2 separate regions of the Homo sapiens genome follow, and region 2 is linked to region 1. Evidence: chromatin contacts called from ENCODE Hi-C or POLR2A ChIA-PET data. All regions are on one chromosome and are shown on one strand. Each heading gives the region's core, a stretch centred on a gene start or an enhancer-like site at or near the end of the contact. The rest is flanking DNA. Distances are from core to core; before and after follow the strand shown. Region 1 overlaps NIF3L1 (NGG1 interacting factor 3 like 1). Region 2 overlaps CASP10 (caspase 10).

Evidence for each region. Hi-C counts contacts between places; a loop is a spot of excess contacts on that map. ChIA-PET counts read pairs that join two places held with the same protein, here RNA polymerase II (POLR2A). Pooled maps may share reads with other maps.
Region 2: a pooled map shows a loop between it and region 1 (1.8-fold over the local background). The contact joins two enhancer-like sites. A Hi-C loop is called at or near these places in 4 of 50 pooled maps. POLR2A ChIA-PET finds 5 or more read pairs at or near these places in 3 of 52 experiments (HCT116, K562 and endothelial cell of umbilical vein).

Annotation. Positions count from the first base shown.
Region 1 is chr2:200,902,335-200,908,167 of GRCh38, reverse strand. It overlaps NIF3L1 (NGG1 interacting factor 3 like 1), which reads right to left. Exons shown (of 7, transcript NM_001369441.2): 7 at 4,243-4,674. The coding sequence ends at 4,490. Among named protein-coding and RNA genes, the nearest start is that of NIF3L1, 16 kb to the right of the region's middle. Within about 2 kb of position 2,413, at least 2 of the 41 ENCODE cell types and tissues checked have a DNase peak (open chromatin) inside an H3K27ac peak, as active enhancers do.
Region 2 is chr2:201,205,430-201,211,262 of GRCh38, reverse strand. CASP10 (caspase 10) reads right to left here. Exons shown (of 10, transcript NM_032977.4): 7 at 5,290-5,381; 8 at 3,080-3,188; 9 at 1,701-2,193. Among named protein-coding and RNA genes, the nearest start is that of CASP10, 25 kb to the right of the region's middle. RefSeq lists an enhancer at 2,229-2,278. Within about 2 kb of position 2,187, at least 4 of the 41 ENCODE cell types and tissues checked have a DNase peak (open chromatin) inside an H3K27ac peak, as active enhancers do.

The sequences.
Region 1 (5,833 bases), core at 1,164-3,663:
CCAAGGCAGGCCAATCTCTTGAGGCCAGGAGTTCAAGACCAGCCTGGCCAACATGGCGAAACCCTGTCTCTGCTAAAAATACAAAAAATTAGCTGGGCATGGTGGCACGCACCATGTAGTCCCAGCTACTCAGAAGGCTTAGGTGGATCGATCATCTGAGCCCAGGAAAGCTGAGGCTGCAGTGAGCTGTGATCATGCCACTGCACTCCAGCCTGGTGGGTAACAGAGTGAGACCCTGTCTCAAAATAAAAGATCAGTTGGTTTGGGGGCTGATAAATAGATTTTGCCTAACTTTTAAACAAAATAACTTTAGAAGTCTACTCTTTGTTCCAGCTAATTCAAATGTGGAGGCAGTGGCATTGTTCAGAATGTACTTTTTATATTCTATGAGGTCAAATTACTCTTCCAGCATAATCCTGAATAGCCTAAATTTGAACACTTACTACACAAAAGGCAGTAGTTGTGAGGATATTAAGGTGAAATATGAAATGTCTATAAGTGTTTGTTTTTGAGACAGGGTCTCTGTCACCCAGGTTAGAGTGCAGTGGTGCCATCTCAGCTCACTGCAGCCTTGACCTCCTGGGCTCAAGTGATCCACCCACCTTACCCTCCTGAGTAGCTGGTACTACAGGAGGCACACACCACCACACCTGGCTTTTTTTTTTTTTTTTTTTCCTGTAGAGATGGGGTTTCACCATGTTGCCTAGGCTGGTCTTGAACTCCTGGGCTCAAGTGATCCACCCACCTGGGTCTCCCAAAGTGCTGGGATTAACAGGTGTGAGCCACCTCACCCAGCCTATGAGGTTTTAATAGCATAAGTTGTAGCATCCTTAATGTGTTGAATAAGGCAAATTTGAAAAGACTGATGCTATGGAAAATATAACTTTAAGCATGAGTACAATACAAAGCTCATTACTAAATTTTCATACCAATTTTTATATTTATCACTGGCCCCAGGCTTCCCAAGTATTTAGGGTCAACATCTTTACCTTTGGTACCCAAAGTGTAGGTCTTAAAATGGCAGCATTTGCCTGGCACAGTGGCTCACGCCTGTAATCCCAGCACTTTGGGAGGCTGAGACAGGTGGATAACTTGAGGTCAGGAGTTCTAGACTACCCTGGCCAACATGGTGAAACCCCATCTCTACTAAAAATACAAAATTAGCTGGGCATTGTGGCGAATGCCTGTAATCCCAGCTACTTGGGAGGCTGAGGCAGGAGAATTGCTTCAACCTGGGAGGCGGAGGTTGTATTGAGCTGAGATCGTGCCACTGCACTCCAGCCTGGGTGAAAGAGTGAGACTCTGTCTCACAAAAAATAAAAAATAAAAAAAAATAAGGCCGGGTGTGGTGGCTCACGCCTGTAATCCCAGCACTTAGGGAGGCCGAGGAGGACGGATCACCTGAGGTCAGGAGTTTGAAACCAGCCTGACCAACATGGAGAAACCCTATCTCTACTAAAAATGCTTAATTACCTGGGTCTGGTGGCACATTCCTGTAATCCCAGCTACTCGGGAGGCTGAGGCATGAAAATCGCTTGAACCCGGGAGACGGAGGTTGTGGTGAGCCAAGATCACGCCATTGCCCTCCAGCCTGGGCAACAAGAGTGAAACTCCGTCTCAAAAAAAAAAAACGGCCAGGCTCAGTGGCTCACACCTGTAATCCCAGCACTTTGAGAGGCCAAGGCAGGAGGATTCCCTGAGCTCAGGAGCTCAAGACCAGCCTAGGCAGTGTAGCAAAACCCGGTCTTTACAAAAGTAAAAATTTTTTTAATTTGAAAAAATTAGTCAGTAGGGGGTGGGTGGTGGCAGGTGCCTGTAGGCCCAGCTACCCAGGAGACTGAGGAGAGAGGGTCACTTGAGCCCAGGAGTTTGAAGCTGCAGTGAGCTATGATCACACCACTGTACTCCAGCCTGGGTGACAGAGCAAGACCTTGTCTCTAAATAAAAAAGAAAAAGGAGGGAGATTAGGATTTTGCTTTGGGACTGGTGAAAGGAGGGCAGGAGAACTCTGAGAGATTGTTTCCTGAGGCCTGCCCCTGAGGCTTAACACACCTAAAAGACTGTAACAAGGGCTAGAGGAGTTATAAGCCAGGAACTGTGCAGAAACATGTATATATGTATGTTTTATATATGATAATATATGTATATTTTAACACCCCACATATTAAAAATCCAGATTTCCTTTGCCCCTGAAAGATCAGGAAGACTTGGCCACGCTGGACCTTCATTCTGCCCAGCAGCACTTGCCTTGGGCTGAACTGTTGCTGCCACCTCCTGGCCAGCTTCACTTCTTTCCTGCACTAGTGTCTGATTTGGATCCTGATCTAGATTGGTATGGAGCACCCTCTAATACATGTGCACAAGAGATTATATAAGGTGTCATGGATGCACAACAAAGGTGGTGACACTATTCCCTACAATCTGCAACCTTCCACCTGGAATGTATTGTCCATGTGGGCATCCAAGGCGACCTTTTAAGTCCTACAGGATAGGGAAGATTTTTCATGTGACACCTGTGAGGGAATGTGCATGTCCTTCCTCAGCCTTCAGCTTTCTGGAGTAGATAAGGGATTACTAAACCACTGTTTCATGTCAGTATCTGGCCTTATTTATTAAATCAGCAAAACAACACAAAACATGTCATTAGACACTAAGCTTAAAAATGACATTTCAGGCCAGGCACGGTGGCTCAACCTGTAACCCAGCACTTTGGGAGGATGAGGTGGGCGGATCCCCTGAGCCTAGGAGTTGGAGACCAGCCTGACCAACATGGTGAAACCTCGTCTCTACTAAAAATACAAAAATTAGCTGGGAATGGTGACGTGTGCCTGTAATCCCAGCTACTTGGAATGCTGAGGCAGGAGAATCGCTTGAACCCGGGAGGCAGAGGTTGCAGGGAGCTGTAATCATGCCACTGCTCTCTAGCCTGGGCAACAGAGTGAGACTCCGTCTCCAAAAAAAAAAAAAAAATGACATTAAAAAAAAATGACATTTCTTTTGAGCAGTGTTCCTTTGTATTTTAATAATCCTGTATTTAATATAGATTAAGTAAATATTTAAGTTATAATGGATGTCACATAAAATTTCCTTTAAAGATAGGTAAGAAGATAAAATAGATACTTAAAAGGAAATAAGGGAGTCAAAATACTAGAAAAAAAATCAAACACAAAAGGCGGCAGTAATGGAGAAAACATAAGTGAAAGATGCCGGACACAAAGGACCACATGTTTATGATTCCACTTATAGAAAATATCCAAAATAGACAAATCCATAGAAATAGGATCCAGGGGATGGGAGGAGGGAATTATTACTTAATGGGGGCTTCCCTCTGTGGTGATGAAAAATGCTTTGGAACTGTAGTGGTAACAGTACCACAACACTGTAAATGTACTAAAAGCTACGGAATTGTATACTTTAAAATGGTGAATTTTGGAAGGGGGGGGCAGGAAAATAAAATGGCGAATTTTATGTTATGTGAATTTTACCACAATAAAAAATAAACAAAAAGAGAAAAAGTTGCTTTACACAAAAGCATGAAGTAAAAATTACATGTGGTATGGTAAAATAGCACAAATCATAAAAGCAATCTAAGAATGCCTAAAATGGAGGGAATATTGCTTTAGCCAGATTACCTGAGAACGCAGTCCTCAGGTGGAGAAAGGTGTATCTGCCCTGCCCAACCAGCAGCAGGCAGGCAGGGGCCTCGCAGCCCAGCGCAGGTGCTGTTTAGAAAGGGGCATCCACATGGATAAAAGGCCCAGATTAAATGGGGCAGGATGATATTTTGAGATATCTGACTTTGTTCTTTCTGCTCTGGAATTTCATTCCCTGGCCCTGCCCCCTGCCTGCGGCAGCCAAGTTCATTGCCAGGAGAGGGAAGTGACAGAGCAGAAATCGGGAACAAAGGACTGTGGAAGAAAAAAAAATTACAGGTAAGTCATCTAAAAAGCAATAAAGTAACAGTAATATGAATAATGATTGTGTATACATATTTTCAAAACAACATCCTGATAAATCTCATTCTGATTCTGAAATTTAGGTGAGAGACTGGAATGTAGGCAGAACTAGGAACAAGGACAAACAGAACTTCTTATCACTGCAAAAAGGCTACTACCTAGAAGTGTTCAAGCCCAAGTTTTTCAAGCATAATGTTAACTAACCAAGGGCAGAGATACCCAAATGGATCCATCCCATCTACAATTAAACTAAGGACAGAATCACTTGAGCTCCTTCCAAAGAATGTTAAGTAAACAGATTTTATTCAATCTTTCCTAGAGTTTATAATGAACATTTGTTATTTAATATGGTAGTTATATTACAGTTTTACCTTACGAGCGATAGAACATTTGGTGAATAAGATTAACAAACCGGAAATGATGATACCCTCGAAGACACTCTCTGGAAGCACACCAGTCCCACTGACTCATGTTACAAATTTAAGTTGGCATCCAGCTGATTTGTAGAATGTGTTATCCTGATGTTTCTGCAATTATACCACCTGAAGAGGGTCCCTGTCAGTCTCTGATAGGATAATATTTATCTTATTCTCCAAGTGAGAATCCAGCATATCTCGAAGGTCAGAAAGAAAGCCTCGTTCAGTGTTGCTGTGTTCACAGAGGATGACATTTATTCCTTGGGAAGCAGCATCCAAAGTATCATGATGGGACATCTCACCTACCAAAAAGGGAAGAGCAAATTCTTAAATGCTAAATATGGAATCTGTGGAATGAGGAAACACAAAAGCAGAAATACCAAGTTTGTAGTCTATATGAAGTGAATGTAATAGAGCAGAACTGTTTTACATATAAATCTAGAAAGTAGTGTACAGTTTTCTTTTATGTCCTCCAACTTAAAAAGAGAGAAAAGTCTGGGCGCGGTGGCTCACGCCTGTAATCCCAGCACTTTGGGAGGCCTAGGCAGGCAGATCACCTGAGCTAAGGAGTGCTAGACTAGCCTGGCCAACATGGTGAAACTTCCATCTCTACTAAAAACACAAAAATTAGCTGGGCGTGGTGGTGCGTGCCTGTAATCCCAGCTACTCAGGAGGCTGAGACAGGTGAATAGCTTCAGTCCAGGGCCTGGAGGTTGCAGTGAGCCGAGACTGCACCACTGCACTTCAGCCTGGGTGACAGAGTAAGACTATCTTGAAAATATAAAAATAAAATCCATCCCACTGAGAATTCCAACTTCTTTTTCCTTAGCAGACCCCAAGGCAATTATCCAATCCAACATATCTGGCCAGAACCAGATCTGTAAACACCCATTCAAAGTGTTTCCACGGTAAAATGAATGATCACTGCCAAGTAAAATGAGGCCTTCAGAAAATTTGCCTCTTATGTAAGTAATAAATACCTCTGGAGGAAATTATATGTATACTGCCCAGCAGACTTATGCTTTGTAAGCACCAGTATTTCTGTCGTCAACTTAGTCTAATATATAAGGATGAAATGAATTTAAGATTACTTCCAGGTTAAAAACAAAGTATTTTTCTTTGACTTAAGCAAAATCCCTAGAAACTCTGGAGGGAATCTCATCTGTTGTGAAAAGATTTGGGGAAAATTCATATTCTGAATTTTTAATTTATATTGTTAATTTTTTTTTAGATGGAGTTTTGCTCTGTCACCCAGGCTGGAGTACAGTAGCACGATCTCAGCTCACTGCAACCTCTGCCTCCTGGGTTCAAGTGATTCTCCTGCCTCAGCCTCTCGAGTAGCTGGAATGACAGGCACCCACCACCATGCCTGGCTAATTTTTGTATTTTTAGTAGAGATGGGGTTTCACCACGTTGGCCAGGCTGGTCTCGAACTGCTGGGCTCAAGTGATCTGCCCGCCT
Region 2 (5,833 bases), core at 938-3,437, 300 kb before region 1:
GTTTGAGCATATAATCCTAGCTACTTACAAGGCTAAGGCAGGAAGATTGCTTGAGCCTAGGAGTTCAAGGCCAGCCTCGGCAACATGGTGAGATCCCATATTTAAATCAATCGATCAATCAGTAAGGTGTTGTATATTACAAAATAGCTACAAGAGAGGCTTTTAGAGGTTCTCACCACAAAGAAATGATAAATGCATGAGGTGATGGATACACTAACTACCCTGATTTGATCATTATACAACACATATATGTATTGAAACATCAAATTATAACCCTGAAATATGTAGTTATGAAGTATCAATTAAAAATAACAGAAATTTCTGGAGTACCAAAAAAAACCACACATTGCTTAATCATGCATGTATACTGTCTCCTTTTAATATTGTTGAATTTTTAAAATAATAATAATTTAAATATTCACTTATATTTTTATTATCTGTCCTTCCTTCACTGGACTTTTAGCTCCCTGGAGAGCAGATTTTGTCTCTCTTGTACACAGTTGCACCCCCTGTCCCCAGTTCGGTACCCAGTACAGTAAGCACATAGTACGCTCTCAATAAATATTGCCTTGTTCCTGAAGCCATAGACATTAGCCTCTGATGTCTGTGATGAGAATGGAGGGGCTGGTAAAGAAGAGAGAAAAGCAAAGTTGACTCAAGGTTCCAATCCTGAATTCCCAGAAGAGCACTATGGCCATTCCTTCAAATGGAAATTCAGGAGTAGGAGCTCCTGGAGAGAGCTGGGAAGATGAGCTCAGAAACATGCATGCTGAATGTGAGGTCCAAGGGCTAAACAGAGGTAGGATATCTAGCGGGATGTTAATGAGACAGGCTCAAGCAAGTCATTCATTGGCCCAGCAAATGTTTAACAAGCTCACAATATATCAGGTCAGGGGCTGAGGATATAAAGTTGAATGAAACAGGGTCTCTGCCCCCAGGAATTCAGAGATGAGTGGGCCAGAGATGGCAACTTTGGAGACGTTTTCATGGAGGAGCCCATGGCCTCTAGGTATGGCTAAAGGTGCCAAGAGGACAGCATGTGGCAGAGACAGAAGGGAAGCTGTCAGAGCAGTGGCAAATAGAAGTCCAAAGATAGCACATAGGTGCTCAGGACGTAAGAGTGAGTGATAAATAAACGAACAAATAAAAGGCCCCCATGCTTTTGTTCATGCTATTCCCTCTGCCCAGCACATCTTTCACCTGATTCTTTACCTAACATCTATTTGTCATTTCTAGAAGCCTCCTCTGATCCTTCAAATCTGGGCAAGGTACTCATTCTGCATGTTCCCATAACACCTATACTTCACAATGTGCACTTACCAGCTGGGGATGCCCTTCCCCGTCTATTTGTTTGTCTATCCCTCTAGCTTGTAAGCAACCTGAGGGCAAGGACTCTGTCTTTTTTTAACTCTGTATCTTCCTTTCCAGGTCCAGGCTGGTACTCAATACAAGGTTGCTGGATGGATGGATGGATGGACAGATGGATGGATGGATAGATGAATGGGTGGATAGATGGATGGATAGATGAATGGGTGGATAGATGGATAAATAGATAAACAGGAGGGTAGGCAGATGGTTGAACAGGTACATGGATAGAACAACGTAGAACTCTCACCCTTACCAAAGGTGTTGAATGAGAGTAAAATAAAAAATAAATAAAACTAATTAATTACAAATGGAAGAAAAAAAAGAGCTCTCACCTTGGGACCAATTTCTTCAGATGATTACACAGAGACTGAATATACCAGCTGCCTTCCTCCACATGCCGAAAGGATACATAGCCTGGGACAGTGGCCAGACCAAGTAGGAAGTCAGCCTCGGCAGGAATACTGTCCTGCAGGGAAGTGGGTGCCTGCTCAGGGTTCAGAGCATCTGCTTCGATGGATACGGAAGGCTGTATCTCTTCACCTTGGCAGGCCTGGATGAAAAAGAGTTTAGGTTTTTCAGCCAGTCTAGGGCACTGCAGGGCTGTGAAGTGAGACATGATCTCCCGAATGGGAATGAGGGCCTCATCCGAAGAGTAGACAGCTCCAAATCTCCCATGGGTCAGAATACAGAACACGAAGCAGTCCCCGTCGGCATGGGCTGGATTGCACTTCTGCTTCTGCAGGACCATCTCCATTTCCACTTTCGTCACATTATTGTGTATATGCACTGTGAACCCAAGCCACTGGAACACATGACTCAGGATCTCTGTTTAAAAACAAAAAAAAAAAAAAAAGAGAGAGAGAGAGAGAAAGGGGAAATAATAAAATGATGCAAAACAAAATGAAGAACTGAAACAAGGCCGGGCACAGTGGCTCACACCTATAATCTCAGCACTTTGGAAGGCCGAAGCAGGCGGATCACTTGAGGTCAGGAGTTTGAGAACAGTCTGGCCAGATGGCAAAACCCCATCTCTACTGAAAATACAAAAAATAGCCAGGTGTGGTGGCTCACGCCTGTAATCCCTGCTACTCGGGAGGCTGAGGCACGAGAATGGCTTGAGCCTGGGAGGCAGAGGTTGCAGTGAGCTGGGACTGCACCACTGCACTCCAGCCTGGGCAACAGAGCAAGACTCTGTCTCAAAGAAAAAAAAAACTGAAACAATGCTAATAGTTACAAAATTTGCACAGCAAATAGCCTAAAGCTTTGGATTATTTTTATTTTCATAACCATAAAATCTTACAATGAATCTCCTATCACGTAATACCCAGTGTTGTCACAACAGTCCTGAGAATCGGCAGTGGCCAGTGTTTCATCCTGTTTCACAGTTGAAGAAGCCAAGGTCTCTTGACTCTCCCATGATCACACACCTAGTTAGTGGTGGAGCTGGAGCTCACGCCCAAGTTGTCTCGTGCCAATCCAGCAGGCTCTCCCCCAGTACATGCTCTCCTCTATTCAGAATTGTGAATAGTCAAAGATTCTTGCCACTCTTTAGCAGACTGATGACTCCCCAGGGATATATAAGAGGCTCAGAAACATGATATCATCCTTACACGTATATGGAAGATAAAAGTCACAGAAAGAAAATGTGAAAATAAAAAATAATTTTAAGATCCCCAATTTGCATTTGATAAACTGTTCCAGACTTTCTTACCAGCATCTTTATGGGTTCCTTGTCTGTCCTTCAGGGAGGTAAAGCTGTGGTTGTTGACAATGACACAGAGGCCTCTGTGGTTCCGATTCATCCTGTACACAGCTGCCCTCTTGAAGAATAGATAGAGCCACTTAGTAGGAATCCTTATCTTAGGGCCTTAAATGTTTCTAACCAACCACTCCAATGGATCCACTGTGAGGAAGAGCAGGATGTATCTCCCCATGCCAGTTGTTTAAACCATGTTTTTGTTGTTGTTGTTATTTTGTTGTTGCTGTTGTTGTTGTTTTGAGATGGAGTCTCACTCTTGTTGCCCAGGCTGGAGTGAGTGACGCGATCTCGGCTCACTGCAACCTCTGCCTCCCGGATTCAAGGGATCCACCTGCCTCAGGTGCCCACCAACACCCCCAGATAATTTTTTTTTTTTTTTGAGACAGCATCTCGCTCTGTCACCCAGGCTGGAGTGCAATGGCGTGATCTCAGCTCACTGCAACCTCCACCTCCTGGGTTCAAGCGAGTCTTCTGCCTCAGCCTCCCGAGTAGCTGGGACTACAGGCGCCCGCCACCATGCCCAGGTAATTTTTGTATTTTTAGTAGAGACGGGGTTTCACTATGTTGGCCAGGATGGTCTTGATCTCTTGACCTTGTGATCCGCCCACCTCGTCCTCCCAAAGTGCTGGGATTACAGGCATGAGCCACCGCGCCCAGCCGATAATTTTTGTATTTTTGGTTGAGGTAGAGTTTCACCATGTTGGCCAGGCTGGTCTTGAACTCCTGACCTCAAGTGATTCGCCCACCTCAGCCTCCCAAAGTGCTAGGATTACAGGCATGAGCCACCATGCCTGTCCAAAACCATGTTTTTATACTCTAGTCTAAACCCCTTGGGGTATTTATGCCACATTATTTCTGAAGTCACATATTGAAAAACTGGGGATTCTGACTACTCTGCAACTCACTTTTACTGCACAATTGTGATCTGAATAAAATTTCAAAGATTCTTTTTTAAGTCCTAGAGCCCAGGACAAAGGATAAATCTCATTTGCACTAAAGATTAGACAGTTCCTTTCTTTCAGGATGCCACTCCCAGTATCAGAGGCAGAGAGTTCTCAAGATCCTGGCCCTAGTGTGGAATTAGCTAATTAATTCCAAGGTGAAATGCCAGATCCTGATTAAAATTCAGACTTCACCTGGTTTGGCTGGAGAAGCTCAATCATGACAGTTAAGAAAATGGAATATATATTTTAATATTGTCAAACCCAGGGTTTATGCAAAAGCATCTTCACTTTCATATTAGCAACATGAATGAAGAAAGCATACACAAGGATTTCATGAGACAACATAAATATCAAAGATTTTTTTCAGATGGTTCATTTCTGGAGTGATCTAATGCCTTCAAAAAAGGGAAATCTTTTGTAATTTTATTTCTGAATATAAAAATAATATACAAGCTGGCATGGTGGTACTTGGGTGGCTGAGGCAGGAGAATTCCTTGAGCCTGAGAGTTCAGGACAAGCCTGGGCAACACAGTGAGACCGCCATCTTTATATATATGTGAATATATATATGAGTGTGTGTATATATATATATACACTTAATATATAAGTATATATATATAAAGTATACTTATAAATAAAGTATATATATACACATATATATTCATATATATATAAAGATGGCTGATATATATTCATATGTATATAAAGATGGCTGTATATTCAATTTTTAAAATTCAATATATATATATATTCACAGTAGGAATTTAAAAACATGTGCAATTATTTTTTAAGGCTATTGTAAACAGCATGTGATTGCAAATTAGCTGAGCTGGCTTTAGCAGAGCCTCTGGGCAGCTAAAATCATCCTTGAAATCGTGGTACATCTTTATCCAAGCAGAAAACAAGTGGCTTCAATGGATAAGAAAAGAAACTACCCCTCTCCAGAAATAACCCAAAGGGTATGCATGACTCAAAGTGTAACAGCATTTCCTCCACAGTCAAAGGGATCAGTCACTTCTGATTGATACAGAAAAAGGTGGGAAGAACAGAGATAATTACAGAGAGAGGGAGAAACAAGTCTGAAACAAACAGCTCGGAGCCCTTAAAATCATCGAAGGCTGGACCCTAGGGAGAGAGCCCCTAAAGAAACCGTCCTTTTGATTAAATTTGGAAAAAAAATTTTTTTATTAAAAAAGGAATAAAAGAAACCATCCAGACCTTTGTGCTGGTTTCAGAGTTTAGAGTGTTAGCAGATGCTCCTTGCATCCCCCTGGAGACCAGGCTTGGTGCACCATTTGTGGCTCTGTTACCTAGAAAGAGAGGTACTCAGACTCCAAATATCTTCCCCAAGCACTTAGATTTCTTCACTGATAATTTTCGCATCTAATTCTGGAGAATTATGCTTCTCTCAAGGCCCTCCTGAGACAAATTCAGCCACCATGCCCTTCCTGATGGGAGAGACTGATGTGTCTTCGCATTCTTTTTTGCTTTGTCTGGGTTGGAAACTATGCTGCTGGCAGGGATTGGGTGGGGAATTAATTAAGATCCCATGGATCAGCTCAAGGCTTCCAGCTCAAGTATGGTTGGATTGAGTCAGCATTTATGTCACTGGATATAAAGAGGCTAGGTGGACCTCTTCCCTAGAGAAGGAAAAAGAGGGAGGCTGGGCGTGGTGGCTCATGCCTGTAATCCCAGCACTTTGGGAGGCCAAGACGGGCTGATCGCTTGAGCCCAGGAGTTCAAGACCAGCCTGGACAACTTA